Regions from separate parts of the Homo sapiens genome. Here all the other regions are linked to region 3. A link is an interaction called in ENCODE POLR2A ChIA-PET data of the cell type or tissue named here. Cell type or tissue: HepG2. All regions are shown on one strand. Links, peaks and the distances in the headings refer to the core of each region. The heading gives the core; the rest is flanking DNA.

Region 1 (6,584 bases), core at 3,290-5,789, 90 kb before region 3:
TGAAGGAAAGCAGGGTTCTTAACAGGAGGATGGGCAGATGGGTGTGGCATTCTGAAGGAAAGTTTTCAAGGGCTTTTGAAGTCGAAAACTTCTATTCTTCATCATTCTAGTTATCTCTCTGACTTTCAGTCTGCCTTTTTCTTGACTTGGGGGTGGGCCTGCCCTGTCTCAGTCAGCACGTTGGCTGGGTAGACTGAACATACAGTGGGAAAAGGACCTCTTGAGGTAATTGGGGTAAGGTCGGAAGAAAGGGAGATGACCGAAGTAGGCTCTGGGATTTGGAATTTCTGTTTTAAAGATGGCCTGAGGAAGAATGAGCAGAACTGAACCCATTACAGTTTAAAACAAAAACAAAAAACAGGGAAGAATAGAGAGATTACGGAACATGTGTGACCGCCCCCCCCCCCCCCAACCTCCCAGACAAGTTCCAAGGCTGACCACCAGGTGACACCACAGGCCCAGGACAGCTTGGTTGCTGTCTGCAGTCAGTGGGGGACCTCAAGTAAGTTGGGGAGCCAGCCAGCGGTTCAGATCCGCCTTCATTCTGACTGCCCTGGAGGCAAAGCCAGCCAATGCCCTTCTCCTGCTTTCCCGGGTCACCACCTGGGCTCTCCTGAAGGGATTCTGCTGATAATCAAGGTGAGGTGGGGTGTGGAATGGTGCTCAGAGGGCCAGGGTCCAGGGAGAAGAGGCTGAATGAGGAGCAGAGGAAGGGGCTCGGGAAGGCAGTCACAGAACCCGATAGCAGAGGGGATGGAAAACAATGAACCTTTATTGAGAGTCCGCCCCCACTCACAGGTTCTGGCCAAGGGAGGCCCAGAGGGGAAATCAAGCAGCCCCACCCACAGGGCTGCCCACAGATGCAGGTGATTCACAGTTTAGGCTGGGCTGATAACAGCCCCCGCCAGCTGAGAATGGGGCCTTTGTGCAGTGCCGTCCTCGGGCCCCCTCGCAGCTGGGCCGGCTGCAGCAAGCCTGGGAGGAGGGCTGGATGGCAGGCGGCGGCGGGGCTGGATGGGAAAATGCGGAGAAACCCAGCAGCCTCCGCGGTGAAGGGAACTTTGAGGTGCCACAGGGCACATGTGCAGGGGAGAGAGACGGCGTGGTTGGAGCACTTTCCTTCCAGATTTTCCATCTCAGCTGTGTCCCCCAGCCATTCACTCATTTCCCCAGGGATAAAAAAAAAAAAAAAAAAAAAAAAAAAAAAAACGCGGCTTGCAGTACTAAGGGTTGCGAATGGCTCAAACTTGACTTGAATCAGCTTGGTGAGAGGGGGATGTTGACTATTGGCTCAAGCAGGGCAAAGACAGAGCAGGCCCTGAAGAGGCCAGAATGAGGCCTACTCACCCACCAGACTATCACCTCCTGTCTCTTCTCTCTCTGTCTCTCAGAGGTGAGCAACACCCTTTCTTCCGCAAATGGGCTTTGTGCACCCTCCTTCCCCTGCAGGAATAATGCCTGTGGTCGGTTCAGCATTACATCCTCACAGTCTCATGACCAGAAAGGAAATTGTACTGTCTGCTACCAGGCTTGCTTAGAAAAAGTCCTGAGGGGAGTTTGAGACCGTCCTGGGCAACATAGTGAGACCCCGTCTCTATGAATTTTTTTTTTTTTTAAGTTAGCCGGATGTGGTCGTGCGTGCCTGTAGTCCCATCTACTCCAGAGGCTGAGGTGGGAGGATTGCTTGAGCCCAGTTCAAGGTTGCAGTGAGCCATGATCATGCCACTGCACTCCAGCCTGGGCAACAGAGCAAGACCCTGTCTCAACTTTTTTTTTTTTTTTTTTTGAGATGGAGTGTTGCTCTGTCGTCCAGGCTGGAGTGCAGTGGTGCAATCTCAATCTCGGCTCACTGCAACCCCTGGCTCCCACGTTCCAGCGATTCTCCCACCTCAGCCTCCCGAGTAGCTGGGATTATAGGTGCACCACCACACCCGGCTAATTTTTGTATTTTTTGTGGAGATGGGGTTTTGCCACGTTGGCCAGACTGGTCTCAAACTCCTGACCTCAGGTGATCCACCGTCTTGGCCTCCCAAAGTGCTGGGATCACAGGTGTGAACCACCATGCCCAGCCTTCAACTTTTTTGAAAAAAAGAAAAGAAAAGCAAAAGGCCTGAGGAAGAACCCTGATTGGATCCACTTGAATCATGTGTCCAGTTCTGGGCAATTGCTGTGGTCAGAGGTCATTTTCCCAGATTGAGTCCCTTGCCTGCCCCTGTGGCCAGGGGGAGTGGGGCACATGGCAGACAAATCCAAGAACCTTCTTGCTGTGTACTTGGGGTCTCATGTGGCAGAACTGCTAGTTGGCCCCCAGAACAATTTTCCCTTTTCTCTCATAGACCAAAAGGTGTTTACTGGAATAAAAACTACATTTTCCAGGCTCCCTTGCAGCTAAGTATAGCTACATGTCTAACAGTTCTGGCCAATGGGATATGAGCAAAAGCATTGTCTGTGACTTCCAGATGGTGTCCTTAAAAGGAGAGAACCTGCTTCTGGGGCCCTCTCTCCCCAACTTCGTGCAGGCTAGAAGCCTATGTGATGGAGTGTCATCTTGGATCCTATGGGTGAGGGCAGGACCAGAGGGATGGCACATCAGTAAGTGAGTTAGAAGAAGTACAAGTGCCTGATACTATTTTGATCCCAAACTGTCTATGCCTGGACTGTTGCACAAGAGGAAAGAAACAGCGATCTTGTTTGAGCCACTCTTATTTTGGATCTCTGTTATATCAGCCAAGTCTATATCCTAATTAATACATCTTGGGACCTTCTCTTGGTACACATTGCTGTGGGCTGAAACTCTATCTCTTGTGTGAGGACTAATTTTGTTCCCTGCATCCAAATCCAGAAAAATTCTGCCTGTGGCCAGCCTCCCCTCTGCTGAGAGTGTGGCAAGACACCTAACAGGGCCAGATCTGCTCACCCTAACCTGAGAAGTTAATTTCATTTTTCCCCCTCTATCCTGACTCCATGCCACTGGTATGTTCAAAGGATTTTGCATACGGGTTAGAGCAGCCTTTGCTTCAGCTCAGGAGCTGCTATGGAGTGGAGGTCATGGCCCTCTCATCTGCTGGGGGTCCTGAGTGCTGGAGCCATGGAGAAATGTGAAGGTATCGCTCCCTCCTCCACTGAGTATGGGAGTGGTGCTCCTCGCATTAACGTAAGGGCTAGCGCAGCAAACAGCCCGTCTCCCCCTGAGACAGGGAACTAGAGGCCCAGTTACCGAGAGCTGAGCAATGGAACATTCAGGAAGAACTGCTCTTCTCCTGGTACCTGGGAATGTTCCAGCCCTAGGATCCCACCCAGATCCTCTGTGGCCTAAGGGAGGAAAAAGAAAGGGCCAGAGGGCCAGGTGTGGTGGCTCATGTCTGTAATCCTAGCACTTTGGGAGACCCAGTCAGGAGGATCCCTTTAGCCCAGGAGTTCGAGACTAGCCTGGGCAACATAGGGAGACCTCGTCTCTGTTATTTTTAAAACAGTTTTTAAAATATATAATTAGAAAAAGAAAGGGCCAGAGGGCAAAAGAACACTAGTGTGATAGGTCCTGGGCTCCTGAGATTGGGGAGAGGCAGTATCTGTGACGTGCTATAGGCCAGTGTAAGAGACGGGGCACAGAAAGTCATCGAATGGTTCTGTGTCTAACAATGCCCCACCCTCATTCCAAGCTTTCATAATTAAAGAAGCATAATTGAGTGGAGCCCAATTGGGAAAATCCAGAAGGAAACGTTGCCTCAGGACCACAAAAACAGGCTGAGGCTGGGCTGGGCTCTTCCTTTCTTTCTGTGCTGATTGTGTTGAAGAACAATGGCAAGCAGGCCCACGTTTCTCTTAGAGCCTTCCTTGGCTCCCAAGTGGCTGGCTTCACCCCTTCTTCTTTCCTTCAAGCCTCCTCCCTTAGTTGGGGGCTCCCTAAGAGCCAAAATGGTGCCTCTATCCTCAGACCGGAGTCAGAAGTCCCAGGGAGTCCCAGGGCCACAGGAGCCCACAAGCCCCACCTGAGCCAGCAGGAAGACAGTGTTCGGTTTCCAGGCTAGGCCTTTGTCCCCACCGCTAACCAAAACAATTCTCCACACTGGTTTCCCCTGACACCAGCATTGTAGCCAAGGAAGGAGCAGTGACTTTTTGATTCTCTCTCCAGTGGGGTACATTAAGCCCGAGGGACAAATGGGGCTGGTGACATGATAGCATGGGGGCGAGATGCTGACAGCTGACCCCTCCACACCCATGCCACTGTGAAAACATGCAGCCACTTGTAGCTTGTGAGGTGTAGCCAAGACTGACCACCCATGAGACCTGGGGTCACCTCCCCTCCCAGGACAGCCCGACTGACTTCCTTCTCTGCCGAAGCTGAGTCCTGATGTGCTGCTTGCCCCATCGGCTCTGCCCCTCCCCTCTGCTCTTGCACAATGCATGCTGGAGCTCTTGCGCCACGGTCAGCACACTCCCCTGTATCTTCAAGCTCTTTTTGGAATGTTGCCTCCTCCTCCAGGCCTTGAACCACCACCTCCAAGTGGAGGCTGTTTAATCTCACATTCTCTGCACCTCAGGGCTAAAAGATGTGGAGTTTTGGCCTTATTATTCCTCATTGTCATTTCCAGCACATTACTCCCAACCTCTTATAAAACCCTGCGCCACTGACACTCCTGCCTCCTGCTATGTTGCCCTCCCTCCTCTCCCTGTCAGCTCCCAGCTCCCATGCACTGGAAACTCCAGCTCCAACCTCCTCTTCTCCACTCCACCTCCTGCCAGTATCCTAGAAAAATGGAGGGACCTATGTCCGCACTCTGACCTCTGGCTTCCTTCACCCTCATCTCAAAGAATTCTGGCCTTAGCTATTCGTTTATCCCTGAAAACTTTACAGTCACCAGAAAGCCTCACTCCTTCTGAAATCAGAAATTCTCTCCTTCGACTATATATCACCCCCAAGCCCATTTGCTTCCTGGCCTGGGTGCCCTGCCACAGCTCTCTGTCCTCATGGAGCTCTCCAGTCCGTTGGTACCTTCACTCCTTCTCCATCCATCAACCCCTCCTGCCTTTACTTCTCTCCTTTCCCACTAAGATTCCATGGCTCATGAATGAATCAATGGCAATATTCACACAACAGAATATCCTAAGCAGGCTAAGCACATGAGCCACAGCAACTGAAACAATGTCGATGAATCTTAGCAAGATACAATTAAGCCAAAAACTTAAGTCCCAAAAGGTTATGTAGAGAATGATACCCTTTTAATGAAGGTAAAGACAGCTAATATAAAAATATGTCTATAATTTTTGAAAATATAGAGAGATGCGGGCTGGGCGCTGTGGTTCACGCCTGTAATCCTAGCACTTTGGGAGGCCGGGGTGGGCAGATCACGAGGTCAGGAGATCGAGACCATCCTGGCCAACACGGTGAAACCCTGTCTCTATTAAAAATGCAAAAAAGTTATCCGGGCTTGGTGGTGGGTGCCTGTAGTCCCAGCTACTCGGAAGCTGAGGCAGGAGAATGGCGTGAACCCGGGAGGCGGAGCTTGCACTGAGCCGAGATCATGCCACTGCACTCCAGCCTGGGCGACAGAGCGAGACTCCGTCTCAGAAAAAAAGAAAAAAAAGAAAAAAAAAGAAAAAGAAAATATAGAGAGATGCAATAAAACCATATAAAAAGGAAAGCACGGTTGCACCTTGTACACAGAATTCAGGATGATGACCACTTTGAGTGGAGAGAGGCAAGGGGATGGGTAGGGGAAGGGGAACAATATGGTGAAATGGGGGTCACTGTCAGAAGTTTTGTTTGGGTGGTGGTTTTGCAGGTGCCTATTACATCTTTAAAAATAACAAATTAGGTTGGATATAGTGGCTCACGCCTGCAATTCCATCACTTTGGGAGGCCCAGGTGGGAGGATTGCTTAAGGTCAGGAGTTTGTGACCAGCCTGGGCAACACAGCAAGACCCTGTCTGTGTTTGTCCCTTTGTATTGCTATAAAGGAATACCTGAGACTGGGTAATTTATAAAGAAAAGAGGCTTATTTGGCTCACAGCTCTACAGTCTTTACAAGAATGGCATCAGCATCTGCTCAGCTTCTGCCGAGGCCTCAGGAAGCTTTTACTCATGGTGGAAGTCAGAGTGGGGAGCAAGTGTGTCACATGGCAAGAAGGGAAGCAAGAGAGAAGGGAGAAGGTGCCAGGCTTTTCTTAAAAACCAGATCTCACGTGAACTACTTACCACTCATTACACTCAAAGCCATTCATGCGGGATCTGCACCCTTGACACAAATACCTCCCATTAGGTCCCACCTCCAGCTTTGGGGATCACATTTCAATGTGCAGTTTGGAGGGTATAAACATCCAAACTATATCAGAAAAGTTTATATATATTTTGAGACAGAGTCTTGCTCTGTTACCCAGGCTGGAGTGCAGTGGCACGATCTTGGCTCATTGCAACCTCTGCCTCCCGGGTTCAAGCAATTCTCGTGCCTCAGCCTCCCAGAAGCTGGCATGTGTCCCCATGCCCAGGTAATCTTTTTGTATTTTTAGTAGAGGCAGGGTTTTCCCATGTTGGCCAGGCTGGTCTGGAACTCCTGACCTCAAGTGATTCACCCACCTCGGCCTTC
Region 2 (6,584 bases), core at 3,290-5,789, 77 kb before region 3:
TAATTCATGATTCTCAGTATGTTACTTCCATCGCAGAGTCTAAGAAAGACAGCATCTTTCATAGGTTGGATTTCTCAGGGAACTGCCTCAGAGACAGAGATTTGCAGACAGGGGTTTTATTGGGAGATCTGTTGGGGTCATCCCTCATGGAATGAGGGAAAGGCATGAGAGAAACAGGGCTGGGTACAGGGGAGAGTTGAGCTGTGACAAAGTCACAACACAGGCCTTGGCCACCCACAGGAGCTCTGCAGCTGGGGTGGTCTTGAAAGTTGTCTCAGTGAAGGCAAGGTGCTGAGCTTATTACCCCAGCAGTCATTGTATTTAGGCTCCGTGTGGTACCTCCAGGAAGGAGGCCTACATTTGGGAGACAAGTTTCTGGGGAAAGATTCAGCTGAGCTGTGAGCTGACAATACTCTTAGCAGTTGGGGGAAGGAGCGCTTATTTTGAATGGGGTATGGGGGAGTACACCACAGGGTCCCCCAGAGCTGCTGTGATTCCTACCATGAGGTTTATCCATCCGGTGGGAGGTGGAAAGCCCCCACAGCACTTCCACTCATGTCTCATTGGCCAGAGTTAGCCACGCTATCTCAATGACCTGGAAGAGCCATGTGCTCAGCTAAAGGCTCAAGAACAAAAGCAAAAGTGAAGACTTTTGGGAGCCTATGCCTGTGTTCTTTGCTTCCATGTCCATCTCCAGCCATTGCTCCAGTTGTCCATTCCTCCTCAGAACCTGGCGGGGGCAGGGAGCCCCCTCACCATAATACAGAATCAGTGGGAGCCCTGAGCTTGCTTTCCTGCCACTAGATGGTCCAATATGAGGGTGATGTGGGACAGTGACAGAACATGAGGCATTAGATTCTCATAAGGAGTGCACAACCAAGATCCCTTGTATGTGCATTTCACAATAGGGTTCGTGCTCCCATGAGAATCTGATGCCTTTGCTGATCTGACAGGAGGCAGAGCTCAGGCGGTAATGCAAGCAATGGAGAGCAGCTGTAAATACAGATGTAGCTTCGCTCACTTACCCACCAGTCACCTCCTGCTGTGAGTTCCTAACAAGCCACAGTCCAGTTCCTAACAGGCCATGGACCAGAACCAGTCCATGGCCCGGAGTTTGGGAACCCCTGCTTTAGGTGACGAAAGTGGAAGATGGTTATATAGTTTCCATGGGTCCTGATACAAAGCCAGGGCTGCTGGGGTTTAGTTTTGGTTCTTCCCCAGCTGCACAACGGGGATATGGCAGCACTGGATATCAAGATGCTGAGATGGGGTCATGTCCCAAATGATCCAGGAGCAGGATGGGGTGACATCATGGAACCACAGGAGCCAAGGTCCCCCCAGTCCCCAGCTTCCCCACTGGGACAACAACATGGCTCCCATATTCAGCTCACCTTTCATATCCAGCACTCCATGGTTGGGGCAACCCAGTCAACCTGGTAGATAGCTCTTTCTACTCTCTCCTCTTCCCTACAGCACCCCTACTCTGCATCCAAGCTTCTGCCTTCCCCCAGAGAGTAAGGAGGTGAGCTGCCCTTTGAATATGCAGTGTACGGCCCAAAGACACAAACTGTCAGGGGCCTCAACACATTTTGCATTCATTTCTATTCTTACTAATAAAACCTAGCACATAGTAGGCACTCAATAACTACTTGGAGAATGAATGTGTGCATGAATGAATGAATGGATGAGGCACTCAATAACTACTTGGAGAATGAATGTGTGCATGAATGAATGAATGGGTGAATTAATTAATTAATTAATGGATAGATGGATACAATCACTGCTCAACTTTGTTTTCCATGACCACCAGCTCCACTCTTTGGGAGACAGCTCTTTCCTCTGGGATCCTTGCAAAGAGGCCGTCATGCATCAGGCTCACCTTCCTCTCCCTCTAACTGAAACCCACAATGATGGGGCTCTGTCCACAGTTTGGCCCACTGCCCAGCTGGTAACGATGGCCCATGTCCCCATCAAATGTAATTCTACATAATTAGTTCCAAATCTGTCGCTGGCCAGTGGTGGGGCTGGCAGACACAGGCAGTGCCACCCAGGGCCATGTGGGAAGCTGTCAGAGCCACGTCTGTGTACTATTCAGGGTGGCAGATGCCTACCTCCATGTCCTCCTGCCCCCCAGCACCCTCAGTTTGCCATCTCTCAGAACTGAAGTTGTATTTCCTTTCATTTCTCTTCAACATCTTTTCCCTGATATGATGTCTGCAGGTATTCATGCTCCTGTATAGTTCCCTCCCACACTGAATAGGGTTGCCCTGTTGAAACGTTGGAATATTCTGGAAATGACCATGTGTGACTTCCAAGGCAAGGTCATAATAAAAAACATTGCAGCTCCTACCTTGTCTCTCAGATCACTAGTTCAGGGGAAGCCAGCTGCCATGTCATAAGGATGCTCAAGCAGTCCTACAGAAAGTTCCATGTGACCAGGAGCAGAGGCCTCCTGCCGGCAACCAGCACTAGTGGCAGGCATGTGAGTGCGCCATCTTGCAAGCAGCTCTTCCAGCCCCAGTTGAGCCTTCAGATGACTGCAGCCCCAGCTGACATCTTAACTACAACCTCATGACAGACCTTGAGCAGACCCTCTGGCTAAGCTTCTCCCAAATTTATGACTCCCAGAAACAGTGCAAGATGATACATATTTATTGTTGTTTTAAGCTGCTAAGTTTTGAGGAAATTTGTTACACAGTGAGAGGTACTCAATACACTGAGTCACTCCCCTAACCCATAGCACAGGCTGAGTCCCCAAACCTGCACTAGAGGCAACAAAGAGGGAGAAGCCCTTTCCATGGAGCTAACTGTGCATCTGGGGAGAAAGAGTCATCCTAAGTCCATCTGGGGACCATGAGGGTTGGTGTGGGATCTGGTGGGGGTGGTCTAGGGCCTAGAGCAAGTAGCCCTGGTATAGGACACCAGGAAAACAACTCAGGGCAGGATACAGGGAGTCCTTGGGCAGGGTCCTAGAGCTCCTGGGGGGCTTGGAAACACTAGGGTGATTAAAAGAGAAAGCACTGCAGGTCAAGGAAGCAACACAATAGTCTGTGAGCCCTCTCAGTAATATAACCACGACACAACTCTATTACTGATACTACTAACCATAATGACAATCAGAAGAGCTACCTGCCCTCTGAAGCATGATGAACAAGTACTTCTGCATTGTCTCTTGCACTCTTATGTAAAACCCAGTGTACACGTGCTTTTATTATATCCATTTTACAGATGAGAAAACTGAGACTCTGGGATGTTAAGAAAGTGGCTTGCCAAAACCCACCCAGCTAATAAGTGCAGGGCCAGGATTTGAATCTGAATAGTCTGACTCCACAGGCTCTATACAAGTGGCCTAGAAAGCAGTGTGGGTCCTCCATGGGGCCTCCTGTTGCGCACCACAGAAGCCCTGGCTCTGAGGCCCACCTTATCCCAACCCCGGAGTTAGTTGAGTGGCTGGAGCCATGGCTGCCCAGAGGCCTAAGGCTGCCTCAGCACCCTTCTGGCCTGCTCCCTTCCTCCTTGGCTCCCTGGCTCCTGCACCTGCTGGATATTCTCCTTTTCCTAACTCTGGGGGCCTCTCAGGCTCACTGTAGGTGCTGCAAGGCAAGGCCCTTTCTGTATGCCCCTGGGCCTGTCCTTCTGCCTGTGACCCTTAACCTGAAGCACAAAAGGTCTGCGTGGGAATGGAAGCAGGGCATCAGCTGAGGGAGCTGTGTATATGGTCAGCCCAACCTGGCCTTGTAGTGAGGAGTTTCAAAGCTTGAAGCCTCCTTCTTTGGGAGATTCTGCAAAGGTGCCAACCCCTTGCAAAGGAGCCCTGGCATCAGAACCCTCCCCAGGGGTGTCCCAGGGAGTGGGGGTGCCCTGGGCCCTGCAGCCCATACTCCTTGAGGGCAGCAGGCTATGGGGCACCCTGGGCATAGCTTTGGGAGGCCTGCAAAGGATTTCTGTGCTGGGGGCAGGAGATACCCCATGGCGCGGCAGAGCATCCACAAAGTCCCCACCCATGACAGGGTCTCCTAGGTTGAGAGTGGGCTGGGGAGTGGGTTGGGCAGCCAGGGTGCCAATGCAAAGAGGCCCCACCGAGGTATGAGACACAAGCATCCCGGGCATGTCCTGCTGTACTCCCTGTGAGACCTGGGGAACAGCGCCATGCCTCCCTGTGCATAAGGTGGCAGGAAGAAGAATCGACCGTCTGACCCTAGTGATTGGGGAGGAGGGCAGGGCCAGCACCTCACCCCACACAAGCACAGGAAGAGGGGCGGCCCCACCAGCCCCGGCTGAGCTGACCCCCCGCCCTGTCAGAGGGAGGCACTGGTCTTAAAGCCACCTGCTTCCTCCACCCCACCTTCCATTTCCCAGAGAGGCCAGAGGCAGAGGGGTGCAGAAGAGAGAGCAGAGCCCCTTTGCCTGGGCACATCTGGGCTCACTACATGGGAAAGGGCCCCAGGACAAGGGAAGACGAGAAGAGACAGGCCAGGCCCAAGGAGGGAGAGGACCTGAGATCGAAGATAGGAGAGAGGAAGACAAGAAGGAGAAGCAGAAATGAGAAGGTTGGAGAAATCCGAAGAGGCAGCTAGGGAGAGTGGGAGGTAGGCAGAGGGCAGGCAGGAGAAAAGAAATGATTCTTTTTGAACAGGCCCGCGGCTCCTCCAGCACACTGACTCAAAGATGTGGGCAGCTGAGCCTGCCTGCTCTGTGCCGTGGCTTTCTCAGTTAGTCCAGGACCACTGGGAGGGGAGTGGTGGACACCCAGCTAGCGCCTCCCCCATCAGGAGCACCTACAGTCTGTGATGACTGCCCCCAGCACCCTAAGTCAATGTTTAACCGTGGCCTGAGCCCAGGAATGTTCTATCTGGGACATGCAATTACAGGGGGTTGGGTTACAGTCCCACCACTGGCAAGGGCTTGGTGGCAGGAGATAAGAAGGTGGCACCAGGAAGGGTTGTGTGTGTGCTCAACCGTGGGCTCCCAGCACACCCCCGGGGCCGGCTCACAAGGCTCCATTGTTGGGGTCTGGCTCCCAGCCCATCGCCAGCCAGATAGGAGCTGCTGTTTTGACAAGGCGAGAAAAGCACACCCCAAGTTCGTACAGATCCCGTACCCCATTCTTATCAGGTGGAAGGTAGGGAGCTAGCAAAGCTAATGTTGATTTAGAGAAAAAAAAAAAGGAAGAAATATTAGCAATCATGGGAAAAGTCAGTTCCGGCAGCTGAAGGCAGGGTTGGGAGTGTCAAGGGCTGGGGAAGAGGCCCCACGGTTCTGGTGCTATGCTGGGTACTATGGTGCGGGAGTGGAAACCAGGCATAGCCATTCTGCTTCCTAGGACTTGAAGTCTAGTTAGGACAAGAATAGTTCATTTATTCACCTAAATATGCAGGCTCTGTCGTAGGTGCTGGGGGGATTCAAGTTGCTGAACTTCTAGTGGAATGTGCTTAAAAATAGAGAGCTGTGAACATCTGCACTTAGCTGGGGGGACAGGGCGAGTGAGACAGAGGGAAGGCGGGGATCACTCTTGGGTAGACAGGCAAGGCCCTGAAGGCTGAAGGAGAAATGCAGATTATTACCAGGAGGCTGGGTGTGAATCCCAGCTCCTTCTCCACCAGCGGATTCTGAGAGAGGAATTTTGTCTGACTGAGCCGCAATCTATAAAATGAGGAAGACAGGAGAAACTACTTAAGGTGGTTAAATAGAGGATTGGAGGAGAGAAGTCATGCAGGTACTGAGCACAGGTGGCCCCTCTGGAAATCAGTATCACAAATGGGTAAATCACAGGCAGCTGGTCATCCAAGCTGGGAGCTAAAGTGTGGTAAACGTGGGCTAGACCCCAAGCTGGTGCTGTAGGCTAGGATTGGGCTAGTTAGCACAGAGCAGGGACGGCAGCTCTGGGAGAGAAAGGAGGCCAGCCTGCTGTGAGGGTAGGGTCACGTCCCCTCTTTCCCCAGCATGAGGGGCCGGCACACCACAGACATAGAGGGCAGCTGCCATCACCACTCAAAAACTCTGCGACACCAGTTTAAAGTGTGCTGTAAAATACAGATTTGGAAGAAATGAGCTGAGTAGATCACTTTAAGGATGAAAAATCCCTATAAAATGTCAGTTTGGGCCGGACGAGGTGGCTCACACCTATAATCCCAGCACTTTGGGAGGCCGAGGTGAGTGGATCACCTGAGGTCAGGAATTCAAGACCAGCCTGGCCAACATGGCGAAACCCTATCTCTCCTAAAAATACAAAAATTAGCCGGGCATGGTGGCAGGTGCCTGTAATCCCAACTACTCAGGAGGCTGCGACAGGAAAATTGCTTGAACTCAGGAGGCAGAAGTTTCTGTAAACCAAGATTGCACTACTGCACTCCAGCCTGGGTGACAGAGTGAGACTCAGTCTCAAAAAAAAAAAAAAAAAAAAAAAAAAAAGAAAGAAAAAAAGAAAAAGGAAAAGAAAAGAAAGAAAATGTGTCAGTTTGGAGACCCACTGATGAGAAAGAGCCACAGGGTGACCTCCTGTCTTGTGCATGCAAGTCATGCACTACTGTAGGTCTGCAACAAAGCTGCCCTGGGCAGACAAGGCAGGGGAGAAAGAGGTTGTG
Region 3 (8,220 bases), core at 3,434-5,933:
GCTGCAGTGAGCTACGATTGCACCACTGCACTCTAGCCTGGGTGACAGAGTGAAATCCCCATCTCTAAAATAAAATGAAAGGAAATACAAATTCTCGGCTTCTCCTATTCAGTCAGAACCTCTCAGGCAGGGCCCAGAAATAGGTGTTTTTACAAGCCTTGATGCAAGCCAAAGTTAGGAGATCTATACATTTCCGTCCAGCAATTACTCATGAGAACTATTTAGTTCACAGGTAATATCGTACCCTTAAAAGAAGTATCAGCCCTTCTTTGAGAAAGTTTGACAGCTCAGCCCTGTCTTTGATCACAGTCAGCTCTGACGTTAGCCTCAAGAGAGCTCTGGCCTTGGGCCTACCATGCTCTGAAATCTGCCCTCAGCTCAGGACTCCGGTTTCTGGGCATGGCCTGGGATATAACAGCCTAGAGGAGCCAGTCCAGGCAGCCCCCAGTGGCTATCACATGGTGGCAGAACGTGGCTTCCAGACAGATTGCCAGGAGAGCCCCATCAGATTCCTGAGGAGCCAAAGAGCTGAAAGGAGGACCACACTGACTCCAAGGATTATAGGGGCTATTAAAAGAACCAAAGTTTATTTTCTTTTGCCAGCTTTATCTAAAGAAAAAGAAAAATGCTCCAAGGAGAACATCCCCTGTATAGGACACCAGCTGTGAGTATATGATTCTTTGCAAGGAACTTCTAAATGCAAGCAAGGCTGCTGGTTCCATGCAGAGAATTATGAGACATCCTCCCTCGCTTAGGTCCAAATCTTGGATCTAGCCACAGTGACATCCTCAGACATCTGAGTGTCCCAGCACGGTGGCTTGCCCTCAGCAACTGGTCTTCAGTCCCTTGGTTTCTGGGAAACACCAGCTCTGGAATTGGCACAGGCCAGCTCACACACTGCAGACTCTGAGATTGCAGGGCAGGCCCAGCTCAGGGAGGCCGAGACACCCCAAGACCCAGTGGGGACAGAGGGACGATGGGAATCTGGGGCAGGAGCAGACAATCCCGCGACCATCACGGCTTATTGGGCTCCACTCGGCACCTCCAGCACAGGGTAGATTCGGCAGGGCTGCTCTTTGGTGGGGATGGGGAGGGGTCGGTAAAGCCAGCCCCTTGGTCCAAGCAGTGCCACCCTCCTCCCAGGGCCTGGATGCTTGAACCCTAAGGCTCATTTCCACCAAACCTGTTTCCCCCCAATTCCCGGGGCCTGAGTGAGGGAGCATGGGAGTTCTGAGCACTCAGGAAGAGGCGAGACTTGAGGAGTGAGACAGGGGGAGGGCCCAGCAAACACATCTGTCACCAGGAAAGAAGGGCTCAGACCAAAACTCATTTCCACCTAAGAGCCTGTGGGTCTGTTTTGGGAAAGCTGACTAATCCTGTAATCCTGCCCACCAGGCAATTTTTCTGCCTGGCTTCCAAGTGGTAGTGGGAGAGAACCTGGGGCCACTATCCTGCTGAGGAATGTATTCTCTTAAAGGGGAAAAAACACCTTCGTTAGGTGTGGTTTGTTCCACAGAGCCCTGGTTTAGAAGTTGTCAGCTGTTGTCCCTTGAGGGCGGTACCTGTGCCTGGCAGCGGCCAGCCCCCGACGCAGGGGACAGGGAAGAGGCAGTGGCAGAGACAGCCTTGCCTTCTCAGTGGGCAGCAGGACCACCATGCCACCTCTCTCCCACCTCACTGCCCAGATCATAGGCTGGAGAGCAGCTGCTCAGCGCCCCCACCAGGAAGCAGGTTACAAATGCAGAATCTCAGCCTCTGCTGACCTACTGCAAAGGAACCTGGATCTTCACAGGATCCCCAGGAAGCCCTGGCCTGGATGCTGTCTGTCCCTGGGCTGGGCCCTGTGGCTGCTCTGCCAGTTGGGCAACAGGAATGAGCACAGCCCCACTCTCCGGGAGATAGATGCCAGTCTTTTCATTCAGACCACTCAGATGGGAAGTGAGGGGCATCCTCAGCTTGTCCACATGCTCAGCACGGTGGAGAACCCTGTTCCAGGCAGAGACCCTCAAGGCAGCTGTCTGGCACTGGTGCAGACACATACTCACACATGCATACTCAAGAGTATGCACACACTTCCCCTGCCCCGCAGTGACTTCCACCCACCAAGCCAGCAACACACACACAATGACAAATTAAGAGCAGAGTCCCTCCAAGTCACAAAGTCACCAAGTTTCAGGAAAGTGGTGTGCAAGCTAGATTTGTCCCTCTCCTCACATTGCCTCTGTTTGATATGATCACTTCAGAGATGTGTTCACCTGGTGGGGCAGAGCAGGAGGAGGTTGACATGAAAATATTCTTTTTTAAATCACACTCTTAATCCTGCCCAGGCGAGGTGGCTCACACCTGTAATCCTAGCACTTTGGGAGGCCGAGGAGGGCGGCTCACCTGAGGTCAGGAGTTCGAGACCAGCCTGGTCAACATGGTGAAACCCCGTCTCTACTAAAAATACAAAAAATTAGCCAGGCGTGGTGGCGGGCACCTGTAATCCCAGCTACTTGGGAGGCTGAGGCAGGAGAATGGCGTGAACCTGGGAGGTGGAGGTTGTAGTGAGCCAAGATTGCGCCACTGCACTCCAGCCTGGGCGACAGAGCAAGGCTGCGTCTCAAAAAAAAAAAAAAAAAAAAAAAAAAAAAAGGAATCCTTTCCAGGTCATGCAGACAAAAGCAGACAATAGTCTCAACAACACCACTCAGAGAGACTGGCTAAAGGGAAACCCCGCTGGTCCCTCCTGTTCTGTATTTTCAGGTGAGAGTGGGAAAGGAGAGGGGGCTCTTAGGGCAATTTTCTCGGTGCACTGTTCTAGGCCAGCTTTTTCCTGTGAGTCTCTTGAATGATCTTTAACACCTCACAGCCCATCTGCCCCCAGACCTCATGCAGCCCCTGAGCAGGACTGGACATCCAGATGGCAACAAACACATACTGTCTCTTTAAGAGACTGGCCTGAGAGTTTGTTTACCAGGAGGTTTGTTTGGGTCTCAGTGGGAGGAAAGGAAGAAGATAAAAGCAGTTGGGACACTAGAAAGAAAAAAGAAAAAGCCAGAATGCAGAGAAAGCAAAATGAGAAAAGCAAGTCCAGAGGGAGAATTTATTTTTGCAGCGAGGATTCCAGTCCCCTGGGGACTGTTTGCACAGAGCAAGCTAACCACCAAATGCGTAGGTCGGGTCAGACACAATTCCCTGAGTGGGTCCAACAGCAGCTGCCCTGGGCTGTGCTGAAGGTTCCCTGCCGAATTCAGGCAGAGCCACCATTGGGTGGAGGCAGCTGGCACTAGAGGCTTCCTCCTGTCTTCCCCACAAGGAGGGGGTTGGACTGATGTTGGAAGGAAGACAAGGTGAGGGGCAGCCTATGGGAGCCCAGTGACAAATCTGGCTTATAGGAAGTGTGGGACAAAAGCTCTCAGCCTGGGCTCAGGGTAGGGGCTTCAGGGCACCCAGGAATCCTGCAATTGTTTGCCCTTTCATGGGGTGGGCCCTTGTGCACACAGATCAGTAGGATTCCTGGGAGGGAATCCACTGCTCTCACAGCTTCACAAAGGGTGTCTGGGACTAGCAGGAAGAGTCCGGTTGAGGCTGGGCCTGAATCAAGCCCCCTGAGTGTAAGGTGGGCCACTGGGACCCTGTGTTTTAGGTGTGCTGGTGAATGTTTCTCCGAAAGCTGGGAGCCATTGTGGGTGACCAGGCAGAGAAGTGACACAAGGAGAGCTGTCACTCCAGAGGCCATGACTCGAGAGGCAAGGCCAGGAAAGAGAGAGGTTTCGGGGTGGCTTTGCTACACACAGTCCAGAGCCCAAAGAGGGTGCTGTTGACACTGGGTGAGCTTGCAGTACAGAGAGCCCCAAAGGCTTTTCTCTAATCTCTGTTGAGGCTGTTCTTGGTACCAAGCAAGCCCGTCCAAACAGGCCAGACACAGCGCACACATGTGCTCACACGCATCCGTATACACGTGTGTACACACACCGCATTCCTTTTCCCTCCCCAGCCCACTCTGGAGAGCAGGGTCCACTGCAGAGCTGGACCTGTCCATACTGGCTTTTTGAGGCTGTATCTCTGCCGGGAGGACAGTGGAGGGCAGCAGGTCATGCTGAGGACACTGTCTAGCTTGACCTGGGGCAGGCAGAGGCAAACCAGGCCCTTCTCAGGCGACAGCTGGGCCCCAGTGTTTTTGGAGCTGGTTCCCGGGATATTCTTTTATGTCATATTCTGAGGATTTGAGGAACAGCCTGTAAAGGGGATTAGCCTATCCATGCTGCTCCAAGCTCCAGCAGCACAGGCTCCAGAGCATCCCCTATAGGTGGGATGTAGGAGGAGAGCAGCCTGGGACAGCGATCAGGGACTCCCAGATTGCTGGACTGGGTATTAACATCTCTGTCGGCCTTCACACCTCCCACTCCTCTGGAGTAAGGTACCTCTGTCCCTACCTACTTAGGGAAAAATTGCAATCTGTGAGATCAAGCCCCATGCACCAGGAAACTGGCTGATTATACTTGCCTCAAAAACTCAAAGTGAATTACAGCAGCCTGTATGCAAGTTTGCTTTCTCCTGGGGGAGCCAAGGACAGTTTTTAGACTTTGCACTTCTTAGGGACTGGGCCACACACCCCAAGAGCGCCCCCTTTGGCACTGAGCAAGTACTTATATGTCAAGCACACAGGCTTGTGCGAAACAGCAATGTAATATATGGTTGTTACGGACTGCATCCAAGACTCTGACCGGTTCTTCCTTTTTGAGGTCTCCATCCCAGCCAGGTCTGAGGGAAGAGTGGAGCTATCAGAGGCAGACAGGGACCTTTGGGTGGTTTCCCACCCAAAGGAGGAGAGGAAGAAGGTACAACAGTAAAACATTGATTGGTCAAATCAAAATCCCAACGGTCCCAGAAACCTCTCAACAGGGCCTAGCAGGGATTGAACCAAAGTGTCCATTTGCTTAAAACTGCCCGAGGTTCCCAGCTTTCAGGGTGCCCCCGTCAAGCCTCCGCTTACTAAATAAACCAGCCTTTGTGTGTGTGTGTCCAGGACAAGCAGAATGGGCTGGGGGAGGGGAGGAGGATCCGTTTGTCAAAATAGACCTCCTGAATGCTTTTAAGGGCCTGCAGTTGGATGAGTAAATATTTTCCCTTTCAGATGAAAGGTGCAATCATCGCCGTTTTTTAATTACTTTAATTAGAAAAGATTGCCTTAATCTTTTACTTATCTGTACTATTGTGGGAACTGCCAGAAAATGAAGTGCAGGGAAAACAGGTGGAGTTTGACCTTTGCTCTAAGCATCTTGAATTTCTTCTAGGCTGGTAATTAAGAAGAATCAGGGGAAGTTCCTTGCAGAATCTAGGAAACGCAAACACACACAGAATCATAGCTACAAGGGCACTCTCCCTTGTACTCCCACTCTCTCACACATGCACACACACACACACACACACACACTCTCATGCACATGTGTGCACATGAGTGGAAGGAAAACTAGACCCGGATATGGCAAACCAAAAAGTTCCAACTTTGAGGGCTGTGTTCCTGCTCCCAGCCCTGAGAGGTGGCTTAATGAGTTTCCCAGGATGGCCTAAAATGATTAATTAAGCAGACAGCTCCCCACCCCCTCCCCAAACAACGGAAACCAAGTAACGGTCTGTTTAGGGAGGGAACAGCAGGCCCCCCCTCAACACACACACACTCCAGGGGCGGTTGGGGACATGGTGTAAGAGCCAGGAGCCCCAGATAAGGGACGATAGCAACGGCCTGTAACGGCCATCAAGGCTCACCCTGGCTGGCAGGGCTGGGCCTAGGGAATGGCCTCCCTCTGCTCCTGGCCTCTGGCCTCCCTGTGTCTGGGCAGTGCCCACAGTCAAGGGGACCCTTGGCAAAACGGTGACGCAGGCATCATTGTCTCTGGCCTCCCTACCTCTCCAGGCACCCTACTTGTTCCCATTTCTACTATGCACCATTTCTGGGCTCATTGTTGAACACTGGGAGGGATTCTGGAGGCTGCTTGAGTGTCCAGGCCCACAGACATGGGCCACAAACATCAGGGAAAGAGGAAAAGCGAGTAGACAGGGACCCTCTGGGGCTTCCAAAATCACCCGTGTTGGGGCACCTGCTCTGTCTTTCCAGCTGTCAGGGCTCCCAGAGCCCAGCAGTGAACAGTCACTATTAAACAAACAGGTTCTGAGCTCAGGCTTTCAGTGCTGACGCTGCAATGGTGAGCAGTGCTAGAAAACCGGGGCACAGGTCCCCGCCTGGGGATCCAGATTGGCTCTGAGGGAGTCCTGGAGTCCGGGCAATTCTTGTGCACAAGCAGGGCTGGTGCTTTGGGAGCTTCCTCCCAGGGCGTCTGTTTTTCAGGGACACCTCTGTTTTCTGCATCTGTAACCTGGACCAGCTGCTCCCTGAACAGCCATAGACGTTTCCCTCAGAAGGTGCCCCGAGGATTCCACTGGGTGCTGAATACGGGTCCTCTTCCACAGACAAGGGCACGCCTTCCTTCCAAGTCAGTCATGTCCGCTGGAGACAGACAAGGACAGGGACACAGCTGGGGTTTTGGCGGCTGTCCTGGGCCTTGTAAACAGGCCTGGTGAAGGGCACAGGGGCTCCGAAGCAGGCCCAGGCCCAGCCAGCCTGGAGGGGTGGGAGGAGGTGAAGGTGGGAGCGGGCGGGAGGGGCAGCCAACAGTGTTTGCCTTTCTAAAGCGCTCCAGGTGCTTGAGCTGGATTTCCAGCCTGGTGTTTACAGCCTCTGCAGCCACGCCACGGTCACGTCCTCCGCCTGTACACGTGCCTCTCTCAACAGGTGCCCGTCTGTGTGCGTGTGTTCCACCTGTGTGTCTGATCACACCTGTGGGTGTGGATCTCTCCGTGTCTGTGCCTGGCCCTCTGAGAAAAATGACTCCGGCCTCCACTTTGTGTGAGCCTTTCCACCTCAAAACATTTGCTAAAATAAACCTGCTGAAAAAGCTTTAACGACGATTTTTTTTTCGTCCCTGCCATGGGCACTAACACCAGCAGGTCTCCATGGTCAATTTAGGAAGCTTGGGAAAACATTGCTTGTAATTAAAAGTCTAGAAGGGCCTCAATTAAGGCAGTGTTTGCCCTGCCGGGCCCGTTCCCAAATCCTACTCGGCAGCATTCCTCTCTTGGCTGGAAAAGGCCTTTGATTTGAACCAAATGTTCAGCAGCCACACTGGACCGGGCCTTGGCACTGCTGCACTGCTAGCTGCTCAGGGCACAGGCTGGCCTCTGCCCCAAAGCCTGCAACGGGAGACTTTGGGCTTTGTCTCCACCTCCTGACTTCCCAGCCCCTCTGTGATCCTGAGCCCCGACTTCTGGAGGGGCAGACCTCCCTGAGAGATGCAGGTGCTGAGGCCAGCCCAGCACCCCTCACCGCTCAGGGTGGTAGAGCTCACACTAAGAATTAAAGGCCACAGGTCAGGCCTCACCAAGGATGAAGCAGCAACAGTCAGTGCTGCAAGAAGGTGGGATTCAGGGTACAGCAAGCGACACCCCAGTACCCCTTCTTACTCCACAGAGGCCACCTCCATCTGAGCAGAGGCCTGGCCTTAGCTATAGCCACTTCAGAGAGCTCCAGACAGGACCTGGCAGGGAGGGGTCGGGAAATAGCATGAGCCTGTGACCTTTTTAATCCCTAGGGATTAAAGATACGCAGCTCAGCTAACTGGGACCGGGCCCAGGGCGCCACATTTGCTCCCCTCCTGCTGGTGAGGGTGAGGCAGCCAACAACACAAACACGGGGGCAGAGGGCATTGCCTCCTCCCTGGAGCAAAGGCTCAGGCGCTCAACTGGGTGGGCAGGAAAGAGAAGTGCTGAGTCAGCTCAGGTGCACATGGCTTTTCCTTCCCGGGACAGGCACACGCACACTCACACCACCTGCTTGCACACAAACTGGATTCACAACCATGCTTGCTGGCTTTCACAGATGTGTACCCATGTTCACAGGGTCCACACACACTCTCTCTCTCTCTCTCTCTCTCTCTCTCTCTCTCTCTGAGTCCTCAGTATCCCAGGTCACAGCCACCCACACAAACTCACATTCCTCCACCAGCTTGCACTGACACCCATTCACAGTCACAGCCCTGGCTACAACCAGACACGGAGACTCCATAACAAGGATTTGCAGGCCCCATGCAGGACTCTGCAGTCTCCAGCAGCCCTGGCCCCTCTCAGTGAGGAAAGAGTCGCCACGAAGGCAGATGGTCCGGAGGGTGCTGCCAGGACCAG

The links. ChIA-PET counts read pairs that join two places held together with the same protein. Peaks named below come from ENCODE experiments on the same cell type or tissue, not always from the same donor. Only the 100,000 strongest peaks of a DNase experiment are listed, where the experiment ranks them.
Region 1: POLR2A ChIA-PET joins it to region 3 with 6 read pairs; 1 of 35 experiments calls an interaction of 5 or more read pairs at or near these places.
Region 2: POLR2A ChIA-PET joins it to region 3 with 5 read pairs; 1 of 35 experiments calls an interaction of 5 or more read pairs at or near these places.

What each region holds. Positions count from the first base shown.
Region 1 is chr2:43,016,290-43,022,873 of GRCh38, reverse strand. No RefSeq gene overlaps it. Among named protein-coding and RNA genes, the nearest start is that of LINC01819, 20 kb to the left of the region's middle. In HepG2, for the core only: no CTCF peak of the experiment used is centred there; a DNase peak (open chromatin) is centred at 4,403.
Region 2 is chr2:43,004,005-43,010,588 of GRCh38, reverse strand. No RefSeq gene overlaps it. Among named protein-coding and RNA genes, the nearest start is that of LINC01819, 32 kb to the left of the region's middle. In HepG2, for the core only: no CTCF peak of the experiment used is centred there; a DNase peak (open chromatin) is centred at 4,848; H3K4me3 peaks cover 520 bases.
Region 3 is chr2:42,925,144-42,933,363 of GRCh38, reverse strand. No RefSeq gene overlaps it. Among named protein-coding and RNA genes, the nearest start is that of LINC01819, 110 kb to the left of the region's middle. RefSeq lists enhancers at 562-1,349, 5,614-6,299, 6,300-6,985. In HepG2, for the core only: CTCF peaks have their summits at 4,285 and 4,598; DNase peaks (open chromatin) are centred at 3,993, 4,303, 4,603, 4,983 and 2 weaker places; H3K4me3 peaks cover 2,500 bases.